Linked DNA regions of Homo sapiens: region 2 is linked to region 1. Evidence: chromatin contacts called from ENCODE Hi-C or POLR2A ChIA-PET data. All regions are on one chromosome and are shown on one strand. Each heading gives the region's core, a stretch centred on a gene start or an enhancer-like site at or near the end of the contact. The rest is flanking DNA. Distances are from core to core; before and after follow the strand shown.

The links. Hi-C counts contacts between places; a loop is a spot of excess contacts on that map. ChIA-PET counts read pairs that join two places held with the same protein, here RNA polymerase II (POLR2A). Pooled maps may share reads with other maps.
Region 2: a loop to region 1 is called in a pooled map, with 2.1 times the contacts of the local background. The contact joins the enhancer-like site here to the promoter of USP28 in region 1. A Hi-C loop is called at or near these places in 2 of 50 pooled maps. POLR2A ChIA-PET finds 5 or more read pairs at or near these places in 3 of 52 experiments (CD4-positive, alpha-beta T cell, HEK293T and OCI-LY7).

The regions. Positions count from the first base shown.
Region 1 is chr11:113,872,872-113,878,875 of GRCh38, reverse strand. USP28 (ubiquitin specific peptidase 28) reads left to right here and starts at 3,304. Exons shown (of 26, transcript NM_001346252.4): 1 at 3,304-3,431. The coding sequence starts at 3,375. RefSeq lists enhancers at 2,084-2,745, 2,796-3,045, 3,035-3,329, 4,916-5,416 and silencers at 3,066-3,225, 3,246-3,605.
Region 2 is chr11:114,076,941-114,083,133 of GRCh38, reverse strand. All of the region lies in intron 2 of ZBTB16 (zinc finger and BTB domain containing 16), which reads right to left. Among named protein-coding and RNA genes, the nearest start is that of ZBTB16, 20 kb to the right of the region's middle. Within about 2 kb of position 2,698, at least 15 of the 41 ENCODE cell types and tissues checked have a DNase peak (open chromatin) inside an H3K27ac peak, as active enhancers do.

The sequences.
Region 1 (6,004 bases), core at 2,055-4,554:
TGGTACGCATGGGGAGGTAATTGAATCATGAGGGCCGGTCTTCCCGTGCTATTTTTGTGATTGTGAATAAGTCTCATGAGATCCAACGGGTTTATCAGAGGTTTCCACTTTTGCTTCTTCCTCATTTTCTCTTGCTGCTGCCATGTAAGAAGAGCCTTTCACCTCCCGCCATGATTCTGAGGCCTCCCCAGCCATGTGGAACTGTGAGTCCAATTAAACCTCTTTCTTCTGTAAATTGCCCAGTCTTGGATATGTCTTCATCAGCAGCGTGAAAACGGACTAATACTTTTTTTTTTTTTTTGGTATTTCCTGTATAGATGGAGTTTTGCCACATTGCCCAGGGTAGTCTCCAACTCCTGAGCTCATGTGATCTGCCCACCTCAGCCTCCTAAACTGCTGGGATTACAGGCATGAACCTGTGATTGGCCTAGGTCTGCTGGTCTTTTAAGAAAATTTTAATGAAGGTTGGGCACGGTGGCTCATGCCTGTAATCCCAGCACTTTGGGAGGCAGAGGCAGGTGGATCACAAGGTTAAGAGTTGGAGACCAGCCTGGCCAACATGGTGAAACCCTGTCTCTACTAAAAATTAGCCAGGCGTGGTGGTGCATGCCTTAGTCCCAGGGGAGTCTGAGGCGCCTGTAGTCCCTCGGGAGTCTGAGGCAGGAGAGCTGCTTGAACCCGGGAGGCAGAGGTTTCAGGGAGCTGAGATCACACCACTGCACTCCAGCCTGGGCGACAGAACGATACCCCGTCTCAAAAAAAAAAAAAAAAAAAGAAAATTTTAATGAATAAGGGTAATATGGTTTGGCTCTGGGTCCCCACCCAAATCTCATGTCGAATTGTATTCCCACTTGCCAGGGGAGGGACCTGGTGGGACATGATTAGATTATGGGGTGGATTTCCCCCATGCATTTCTCATGATAGTGAGTTCTTATGAGATCTTTGTGTGTGTGTGTGTGCGGGGGGTCGGGGGGGACACTTCTTTTGTTCTATCTCTCCTACTCTGCCATGGTGAGACATGCCTGCTTCCCCTTTGCCTTCCACCACGATTGTACGTTTCCTGAGGCCTCCCAGTCTTGCTTCCTGTTATGCCCCTGAGTCAAACCTCTTTTCTTCATAACTTACCCAGGCTCAGGTAATTCTTTATGGCAGTGTGAGAACAGACTAATACAAAGGATTATAGGTTTTGACAGCACTTACACACAATAAACATGCAATTTCCTAAAATGAATGTGTAAAGACAAATAAGGGTTGCTCCAGAGACATGGTAAATAAAGCATTCTAGCAGTGTAGAAATAGGCAATGCTGTAAATAAGCTAGACTCAGAAATCAATGTGGGCTGGGCGTGGTGACTCATGTCTGTAATCCCCAAATTTTGGGAGGCCAAGGCAGGAGGATTGCTTGAGACCAGAAGTTTGAGACCATCCTGGGCAACACAGTGAGATCCCATCTCCATAAAAAAGACACAAAAATTAGTTGGGCATGGCACATGCATGAAGTCCCTGCTGCTTCAGAGGCTGAGGCAGTTGGACTGCTTGAGCCCAGGAATTCAAGGCTGCAGTGAGCCATGATCTCACTACTGTATTTCAGTCTGGGTGACAGAGTGAGACCCTGTCTCAAAAAAAAAAAAAAAAAAAAAGAAAACCAGCATCAACCTGAAATCAACCTGTTCTACAGTGACACCCAGGTTGAGGCCATAAACACAGTCACTCATGAGGAAAGGAAAAATGGCAGAGCCACATACATAAAATGTCCTACTACTCGCAGACACAAACACAGTCAGCCTGTTGAATGTGGAAGATTCCAAGTTAGTATCACCGCAGCCATGCCAATCTGCCAGTTAATCTGCCAGGGGAAGCGGATCCCTGTATCTCCAGGTGGTGGAAGTTGCAGGAGTCCTAGTTCAGGCCTCAGAGAGTAATCTGGCCTCTCCTGGGAGCTGCACCTGACCTGTACCTGTTTCCTTTTGTCAAAAACTGCGCCCGCATGCAGACTAGGGAGGCCTGCAGGTGAAACATAACAATCCCAGCGACAACAATGCCAGGAGTATAGGAAAGGCCACCGTCCATGTTAAATTCACACTTAAAAGTGTAGCTTGAGAGTCAGACCAGACCAGGGCAAGGGTGTAGGTGCTACTCTTAAAAGACGCGCTTCCACACTCAGCCTCTACGCAGATTTGGGACACCCAGCAGCCTGTCAAGTGGGTTTGCCATCATAACACATTTGTATCTTAAATGTGAAACATGGTTCAGTAATCACAATTCCCACACAGTTGTTGAAAATACAATTCAGGCCTGGCGCGGTGGCTCACGCCTATAATCCCAGCATTATGGAAGGCCGAGACGGGCGGATCACCTGAGGTCAGGAATTCGAGGCCAGCCTGGGCAACATGGTGAAACCCTGGGTGTGGTACAGCGTGCCTGTAATCCCAGCTACTCAGGAGAATCGCTTGAACCCAGGAGGCGGAAGTTGCAGTGAGCCGAGACCGTGCGGCTGCACTCCAGCTTGAGGGGACAGAGTGAGACTCCGTCTCAAAAAAAAAGAAAAAAAAAAAAACAAACCGAAACCAACCAAACAAAAAACAATTCAATAGGAGCACCTGGTCTTTTAACATGAAATCGTAAATATCTGGCTCAAACGTAACAAAGTAACACAAAATTTTAGTTTGAACTTCTGAAAATCGAAAATGGAAAAACTGCAATTTTCCTTATCATGCCCAGGTTAAGAGCATCAGGGTTAAGGGCACCAAGCGGGACACCCATGAACGGAGGCTTTGGTCCGTTTGGTTAGCTTTAGACAAGCGACTGCATTCATCCTCCTTCTCTCCTTAAAGATGGTGAACACTTCTTCATGTCATTGGAGTTGGAAATGGCTACAAAGCCTGATGGGAAATCCTTTATTCCACGGTCATTCGGCAGTTTCCCACGGCGGGGGAACAGTTTTAACTCGCCCGTGGGGAGGGTGGAGCCGGAGGTCAGTCCTACAAATGAGGTTTTGAGGGCAGAGAGCGGAGAAGACTCAGGAACGCGGCTCCCAGGATTCGCAAACCCAGTTCCCGGACACTGGCAGCGCGGCCCGCAGCCTCCACCGGCTGTGAAGCTGACCAACAGCGACAGGCGGGGCCGGGATCACGTGACCGACGTCTGGTCAGCCGGGCGTGCGCGGGAGCACGCAGAACTGTTCGGCCCCGGGCCGCGCGCCTTGCGTGCGCGCGCATGCCGGGGGCGGGGCATGTGGGCCAAGCCTCCGGCGCGCGCTGCGGGCGGGGGCGGGACGGAGCGGGGTGGAGGGCGGGGGCGGGGCCTAGTCCTGAGAGGCTGGGCCGGCGGCGGCTGCGGCGGGAGACCGGTGACCCGCGGCTGGGCGCCTCGGCCATGACTGCGGAGCTGCAGCAGGACGACGCGGCCGGCGCGGCAGACGGCCACGGCTCGGTGGGCTCCGCGGCGGCGAGCGGGAGCTGGGGGCGGGCTCCAGGCCCTGAGGGGAGCGTGCGGGGCCTGCAGGGCTGCGGGTTGCGGGCTGCGGAGGGCGCCCCGGCCGGGCGGGACAGGGGGTGCGCCCGCCAGCGTGGGTGAGAAGGCCAAGGGCTCTGCGGGGCTCGGGCCGCGGAGATTGAGGACTGCATCTTCGCGTCCGTGGGCGAGCTGAAGTTGTAGGGGGATTTCCAGATTTTGGAAAACCAAATATAAAGGGCTGGACGTGGGGTTCTCCGCCGCAGGGATCAGTAAGGTGAGCCCTCCTGGGCCCCGTCCGGGGTGAGAAACTTCCGAAAGCGGCAGCGTTGGTTGGTTTTGTTTTGCTTTGACTTTTAAATCAGTTTTATGGCGGCGTTTTTAAAAGGTTAAAGCAGACCGAAGTTATCTCACTTAAAGTCCGGAATTAATCACCGTCTTCTATAAGACCAGGGGTCCCAGTTACCACCACTTCCCTCCCTCCCAACCCGGCTTTAAAAACAAAACAGCGCAGCCTCCCCAATTATTGCCTTCATCGCTCTAGATTTTTAAGGAGGGGGAGGAGCTGCGTGATGAATAGAAAGTCTACTGATGATGATCTCCTGTTCCCAATGTCTAAGAAGATTGAAATCAATATAAGGACTTCTGATCTAAGAATCTGGTGAGAGTGAAAGAACCCTGGTTTGAGAGAAAAGCTAATGTCTGTATGAAGAAACTTGGGAAGAGGGCAATTTGAGCATGTCTTCTAGTGTTACTTCGGAATGTTATAACTTAACACCACCTCCTCACCCCTCAAGTACTGCACTTTTTCAAGAGAAAACGGGAAATCTGTGCCAGTTGTTCAAATACGAGTTTGGAGATGAGAAACTATATTTGTCGTACAAAGCTGGCAGACAGATACCCTCAGGTGAGAATCCTTTTATACCTTTTTACTCTTTTGTCTGGAAGGCCAGTAGTATTTAGCATGGAGACACTTTTTTTTTTTTTTTTTTTTTTTTTTCGACAGAGTCTCCCTCTGTTGCCTAGGCTGGAGTGCTGTGGCGCGATGTCGGCTCACTGCATCCTCCGCCTCACCCTCCTGAGTAGCTGGTATTACAGGTGCTTGCCACCGGCCCGGCTAATTTTTGTATTTTTAGTAGAGTCGGGGTTTCACCATATTGGTCAGGCTGGTCTCAAACTCCCGACTTAAGGTGATTCGCCCGCCTCGGCCTTCCAGAGTGCTGGGATTACAGGCGTGAGCCACCGCGCCCAGTCTGGACGCACTTTTTTTTTTTTTTTTTTTCCAGACGGAGTCTCACTTTGTCGCCCAGGCTGGGGTGCAGTGGCGCGATCTCGGCTCACTGCAACTTCCGTCTCCCGGGTTCAAGCGATTCTCCTGCCTCAGCCTCCCGAGTAGCTGGGACTACAGGCGCGTGCCACCACGCCCAGCTAATTTTTGTATTTTTAGTAGAGATGGGATTTCACTGTGTTGGCCAGGATGGTCTCGGTCTCTTGACCTCATGATCCGCCCGCCTCGGCCTCCCAAAGTGCTGGGATTACAGGCGTGAACCAGGGCGCCCAGCCTGGATGCGCTTTTTAAAACTCATGTAGAAAAAGATACTTCCAGGTCCTGGGCTCCGAAACGAAAGTATCATGCACTGACTTCTAATGGAAATATTGTTAGATGTTCACAAGTGCCTATTGAAATGTGTCAAGATTTTTCTCTGGCTTCAGAGGTCAGTTCTATTTGTTTTTAGCACAGTGATTTAAAAACATGGGAAAATTTTAGTTTGGAGACTATCATATTGATTTAGAGAAGAGACTATTTTAAGGGAGAGAGAAGTCATATTTAAATTTGTCGTGGCTCAGTCATTTAAGACCATGTGCCTATTAATCAGTGGCATCTTCATTTACCTCTGCCGCAGTTTGAGTAGTGACCCTATTTCAGCATTCTCCGTTTGAGACTGTGTGTGAGCTACTTGATGAGCATTTGTATGTAAGTCATAGCTATTTTGGGAAGGCTTGGAACTCCAGTGGCTGTGGCTGGCTGGAGTACTCCGATTCCTGGCCACCTGCAGAGTGATGACATTTACTGTTCTTCCCAGTGATTTGCCCTATACGGAAAGCTGATAAGCTTGGAATGCTTGATAATGTTTGCCCCTTTTATTTTTGCTAATAAAATGCTTCAAGTTACCAGGATAGGTTGAAGGAACTTACAGGAAAAGTACCTTTTGATCTTACAGGAAAGATTTTAATAACTTCTTCCTCATCTTGGTAAGTTTCATGTTAGAATGGATTCTTTTATTTTGAACTCTCTGAGGCATTCTACCTTTCCCTTAAAGGATATTTCATTGTTCTAGTTGAGGAGAGCTATCCTTCCCTGACACTCAGAAGCTATTTAAAGCCTAGACTGCTTCCCTTCCCTTATTGGTCAGTTGTACACAGGACAGACAAAACCCTTTATGGCCTCCCAAGAATTTTAGTGCGAGAAATATGTAGTACTCTTGAAATATGCTATCAGTATGGACTCGAATCTGAGAGTAGACACTTTATGATTTCACTAAATCCTCTAG
Region 2 (6,193 bases), core at 1,449-3,948, 200 kb before region 1:
ACCACAAAAAGGCATCCGTGGAACCAGCGAGGGGCCCTGGAACGGCGTTTCCAAGGCCGGCCCGCTCCTCCGTTGAGGTTAGCAGTTACCCAGGGGCCAGGAGCCACTCGGGCAAACAGCCCATGCCCCTCGTTACACAACGTTGGGGCCCTTATCTCCCCATGCCACTGTCGGTTTGCAGACATTGCGTAGTGCTACGACCACAGCCGAGACTGGCCCGCGGGAGATAGCGTCGCTGTTCACTATCAGGGAGGCAAGAGGGGAGACTGGGTTTCTATTAAAAGAGAGTTAGAGAGACGGGTAACAGTCCGGCAGACCAGCTTCAGAGTGTCACTTCCTTTGATCCTGACAGCTGAAGACCCCCTCTCCCCAGGCCCCTCTCCCAGCTTCCCCGCCCACCGAGAGGTGGCAAGGGTCCATTTCATGTCCTCTCATCAAATCTTGGTAGAGTGCCAGGTACAAGATACAGGGGAGAGGTCTCCTTAGGAGCTGATGATCACGCACTAAACTCCTTTTCAGACAGGCTCGTGAAGGCAGGGAAGGAGCAGGGGGCAGTCAGACACATGCCTAGTGGATGTCACATCAGTATGGAGCACTCCAGTCACGTCACTCTCCTTTTCAAATGCCTTCCAAGGCTCCAACTCTCCCGGGATAAAGTCCAAAAAGAAACAGCAGTTAAAACAAACAGCAGTTATATTTATTGAGCAACTACACTGTTACAGGCACTGTGCAGAGTGTGTTAAGTACACTACCCCAAATCCTCAGGCTATCCCACACAATAACTGCACTGTAGGAATGAAGAAGCTACAGTTCATGGTGTGTGTTGCTGTTGTTGTTGTTGTTGTGTTGAAATAGAGATAGGGTCTCACTTTGTTGCCCAGGCTGGAGTGCAGTGGCGTGATCATAGCTCACCACAGCCTTGAACTTATAAGTTCAAGCCATCCTCCCTCTTCAGCCACCCGAGAAGCTGGGATTATGGGCATGCACAGCTGCATTTTTAATTTTTTTTTTTTTTTTGTAAAGATCGTCTCGCTATATTGCCCAAGCCAGTCTCAAACTTCTGGCCTCACGCAATCCTCCTGCCTTGGCCTCCCAAAGCACTGGGATGACAGGTGTGAGCCACTGCACCCAGCCAGTTCACAGTCCTTGATGGCCAACATCACACAGTTTGCAAGTGGCAGCATGAAAATCTGAACCCGGGTCTGCTCAACTTCAAACTCATTTTCTCTCCATTCTTCATGCTGCCTTCTCTAATCTCTCTCCACGCATTTATAGCACCACAGTCTGACCCCAGCCTACCATTCCAGCATGAATCACCCTCATTCCTGCCAAAGAAAGTTACTCCTTGTTTTCTCCCCTGGCCCTGACCACAATTTTCCTTCTTTCTGTCCCCGTCTTCAAAACCTACTTATCCTTTAATATCCTACTCATGTGCTACTTCATCCAGGCTCCCAACATGTATCAAAATCACCCTTACACAGTTACGGACAGGACTGCTAGCTAAGTAAGGATCTTTCTTCCCCATTAGGAAAGCCCCAGGAGGGTAGACGTCTTGTCTATCTTGCTCATCACAGTATTCCCAGGGCCTACCCAGGTGCCCAGCAGACAGTAAGTGCTCAACAAGGTTTTAAAATTTAAAATGAATCACTCCAGACAGAAGTCATTTCAACTCTGAATATATATATCATAGTCTTTCCATTTCCTATTCTCTGTCATAGATATCAACATACATATTTTAACTCAAAGTATAAGCTCTTCAAGGAAAAGTCCCATGTCTTAGCAATCTTTGGGTCTCAAAACCCCCAACATAGGGCATTGTCTGTAAATCCTAAGGAGTTGATGTACATTAGTCTGCTCAGGCTCAGCAGCAGAGAGGTTAATGAGTGTCCCAGGAGGCAAGTCACCATGCCAGAAACCCCCCAGCATCCCTCACAGACAAAGATCTGAAACTGCTCTCAAGTCAGATTCTAGTCTTGCCTACCCCTTGGTAGAAGCAGAGAACAGACCTGGGCAGTCACAGGCAGGCTTGTGAAGGAAGAATTAAAGTGGGCTGGGAGTGAGGGTCCTGGTTTTGCCTCTAGCTTGCTGTGTGACCTAGGGAAAATCACAGAACCTCTCTGGACCTCCACTTACTCCTCCCAAATGAGCATGCTGCAATAAATGATTCCAAGGGCCCTTCAGCTCTGACTGTGATTCTTGGACACATTGAGAGCCCACGCCTGCAAAGCAGGTGGAGAGTGCCTTCCTCAACAGGTGGCAAGAGGAGGAATGGAGACAGGGACACTTAGACAACCTCTCTGTGCTATTCCTCAACCTTCCGAAAATAAACAAACCTTAGCTAGTGAATAAGCCAGTCCCTCTCGTTAGCCAGAACAACAAGCATGATATGAATATGGATCTGAAGTAAATAGAAGGGAGAAAGCAGATACTGAAATGGATTTTCAATAAATAACTTCCCTCTAGTTAAACCTGAATTTTTTCCCACATATGTATGCTTTCACAGATCCAGTTTGGGAGCATTCAAATTAGCACAACCTGGCCTTAAATACTGCACAAAACACATAGTAAGCATTTTGCTTTTATTTATGTCATCAATGGTTTCAATGGGAATGACTCATCCTTCCTCTTTAACACTCTGTTCTAATATGGTTTACTATAAATAATGCAGAGAGAGAGAGAGAGAGAGAGGGAGCACCAGCGAGAGCGAGCATGTGCAGCTCAGCACAAGGCCCCTGCACTGTTAGGTCACAAAAGAGCCGAGTCCAACAGACAATCCTAAGGTGAATCTTGGGCTCAGTGGATGGGCGAGTGTTGGTTCAATGGAGAGGAAAAGCAAACATTCCTCTCTCCACTATTCAAGTGTTCGGGGCAAGGAACATTGTCAGGAAAGGGGAAAAAAATACATGCTGAGTATATGCCAGGTACCAGGCTAAGATTTGAACACACAAGCTCCTTTAACCTTCCAGAGCCTTCCAAAGAGGCAGAGTCAGAATTCAAACTCAGGCCACTGTGCCTCCCAGGCCTCCCTACTCCCCGGGGTGTAGGGGGTCAAAACTCAATCCATTCTTTCTAGCCTCAACCAACATCTAACAGTGACAGTCCTGGTTTTTTGTTTTGTTTTGTTTTCTTTTCTGTTCTTTTAACAACAGAAGTGCCGCCCCGGAGCCCAAACTCACAGGAGGCCAAACCACAAATGCAGAAACATTACAGCAGTTAAAAGGAGTCTTCCCAGTCCCAGGCAATCCATGGCAGCGACTCCTTCCTCACTGGGAGTCCAGCCATAGTAGCTGGAAATCAAAAGCCCCTTGGCCTTGTCCACTTCCCACCTAAGAAGTGAGGCCAACACTCACCCCAGTGCTGAGCCAACAAGCCTTCCCCACACACCCCTTCCAGAATCTGCCTTCCGAGTCAGACACAGCAGCCGACAGTGCTTATCACTCACTATAGTCAACAGATTTGCTACTGCATTATTTTGACCATTTCCAATAGTCACATCTACCCTCCCAAAAGGCAAAGCAAAAGAATGCGGCACACACTTCAGAAAGAATTCCCAAACATTCCCAAACTCTGTGGGGCTGTGGCAGCATCACAGGATTAAGCAATCATTTATTAGAAATGTGGCTTCTTTAGAACAGCAGTAGCACTTTGCAAATGGAAACTTTTATATTCACAATGTACTAACATTATTCACCTATTATTTCACCAGCTGGCTGCTAGCACAGGGTTAGTACTATCATCAATTTAGCAGTGCCCAAAACAAAAGATTTCACTGGTTCCTTTCATAGTTTCTCCCCGGGCCATAACAGGGCTACAGCGCAATCATACATGTCTACCCAGTACACCTGCACTCTGCTATGCACTTTACACGTTTTTTATCCTCATTACCATGGACAAGGTGGTCATTTTCAAAAGAAAAGTAAACAGGGGCTCAGAGAAGCTAAGCCACTTGCCCAAGACATACAGATAGTAAATTCTGGAGCCTGAGTCTTCATCCAGGGTGCCTCCTTCTTCTTCTTCTTCTTTTTTTTTTTTTAATGAGACAAAGTCTTGGGCTGGAGTGCAACGGCAGGATCTGGGCTCACTGCAACCTCCGCCTCCTTCAAGCAATTTTCCTGCCTCAGCCTCTCCCGACTAGCTGGGATTACAGGCACCTGTAATCCCAAGCGATTTTCCTGCCTCAGCCTCCCCCGACTAGCTGGGATTACAGGCACCTGCCACCCAGCTAATTTTTGTATTTTTAGTAGAGACTGGGTTTCACCATGTTGGCCAGGCTGGTCTCAAACTCCTGACCTCAGGTGACCCACCTGTCTCAGCCTCCCACAGGGTGCCTCCTTCTAAAGCCAACCTTCTTCCCTTCATTCCATACTGTCCCTAGAAAATACCACGCCCGCCCCCTCCTAGAAAGTCTCCTTCTTGAGTGAGGAACCCCCTCCCCCTCAATTCCTGGGCTGTATTTCACTATCTTTAGCATCTCTTGGACTTTGAGCTAGCTGTTTCAACTTCCCAGTGAGTCTGTCCCAGTAGATGCCCCCTGCTCTAAATAGCACCCTCTGCGATCCGCAAACATTACAAGGACATCAAAACAAAGCTATCAGCTGGGTTCCTAGCTTTAGCAGCCAGTCTAAACTCTTTTGTTTGTTTCTCAGACAGCTTATTGACTAGGTGATGAGGTCAGAAGTTTTCTTTTCTCCTTGGCTCTTCAAGAAGCACCTGCAAAGTCAGGGAAGGTAGAAAAAGTCCACTCATTTAAGATTTCAGATGAACATCATTTTTCTGAGCATCAATTGCTTACCAGCCAACAACTTGTAGGGGTGGGAGACGACCAAGGGAGAAAAAGATGGGAACTTAAAAAGCAAAGATAACCTCCACCCTTTCCCATCTTGTATTAATGTGGGCATAGGCAACCCACTTGATGAAATGTTCTCAGAGACTCTGCATGTCCACATGAAGGAGGAGAAAAGTAGGTGAGGGCAGGAAGCTGATCAACCGTATGATAAATGCAGCTGTTGTATGTGACAAGCTACCTGTTTTCTTTCATCAGGCTCTTTCACACTTCTCCAGCCCACTAAAAGAGGGTCCTGGCTCCCCACCTGTCCCCTCCTTCATAACACACCACCCCTCACCCTGACCCCAACAGTTTATCTTTGCATATTGGAAAAACTGGCATTTATCAAGTAATCTACTCCTCATAGGTTGTTAAACAGACCACAGGGGTTATCAGTGGGGCTGATATAGGAAGATAAACAGCAACCTCTTATGCAAATAGCACTAAGAATGTGGGACTGGCCACAGGACAAAAGCAGAATTTAGGAGAACATGAATCTTAACACTTTTCTTCAGTTGCAACCCTGGAAACCCACAGGAACCTGGAGAAGGTTCTCTTGGGTGGGATTTCCCCTCCCTTTCTTGCAGGGAGGGGCAGGTGTGTCAGGAGGTGCAGCCTGCTTTGCAAGGCAAGGTGGCGGCTTCACGTCTGATGAGGCAACTCCTTTCTGTGGCCACAACCTTCTCCTCTGCGCAACAGCCGTTTCATTTTTTCTGAGATTTCGGACCCACTGGAACGTGCTTAGTTCAGGCTGAGGAGGAGTCGGACTAATTGAGAGAAAGAGAAGGTGTTCTCCCAGGTGAGAGTCGGGGGTCAGAGGGCAGTAGGAAAAAAAAATGCATAGAAAACAAGGAGTTCTGGGTTCCAAGATGCAACCCCCATGACCAGGAGATGCTCTTCAGATCTGCCTTTGCTGGGAAAGAGGCGGGAGGTGGCCTGGGGTCCAGGTGGCATCTTTTCAAACCCTTCTCATTATTTAAGGGCAAACTCACATCAAGAACCAAGAGGAGAGTGGCTCCAAGTGACAAAAGAATTACACTTAGAGGAACATAGCAAGCGGCTTCTCACACCAGGCTGCAGGCTGGGGAGGGGGAAAATGGGAGCAGAATGACAGAATCCAGGGCTGGCCAGAATGAAAGACTGAATGGAATAGGCTAATTTACACAGGAAGTAAGCACTTACCAGACCCTTCATCTCAACACACAAAACCCTCGGCCATATCTGGAAGCAATTACATCCAGTTAACATGATCTGCTTGCCACTAAAATTAACTGCAAACAGAAATATTTTTCACTTTTGCAACAGGGGATGCCAAGGTTTGGCCTATTCTCCCCCCCAGCCGTTGAATCTGGCTGCTGGGGAATATTT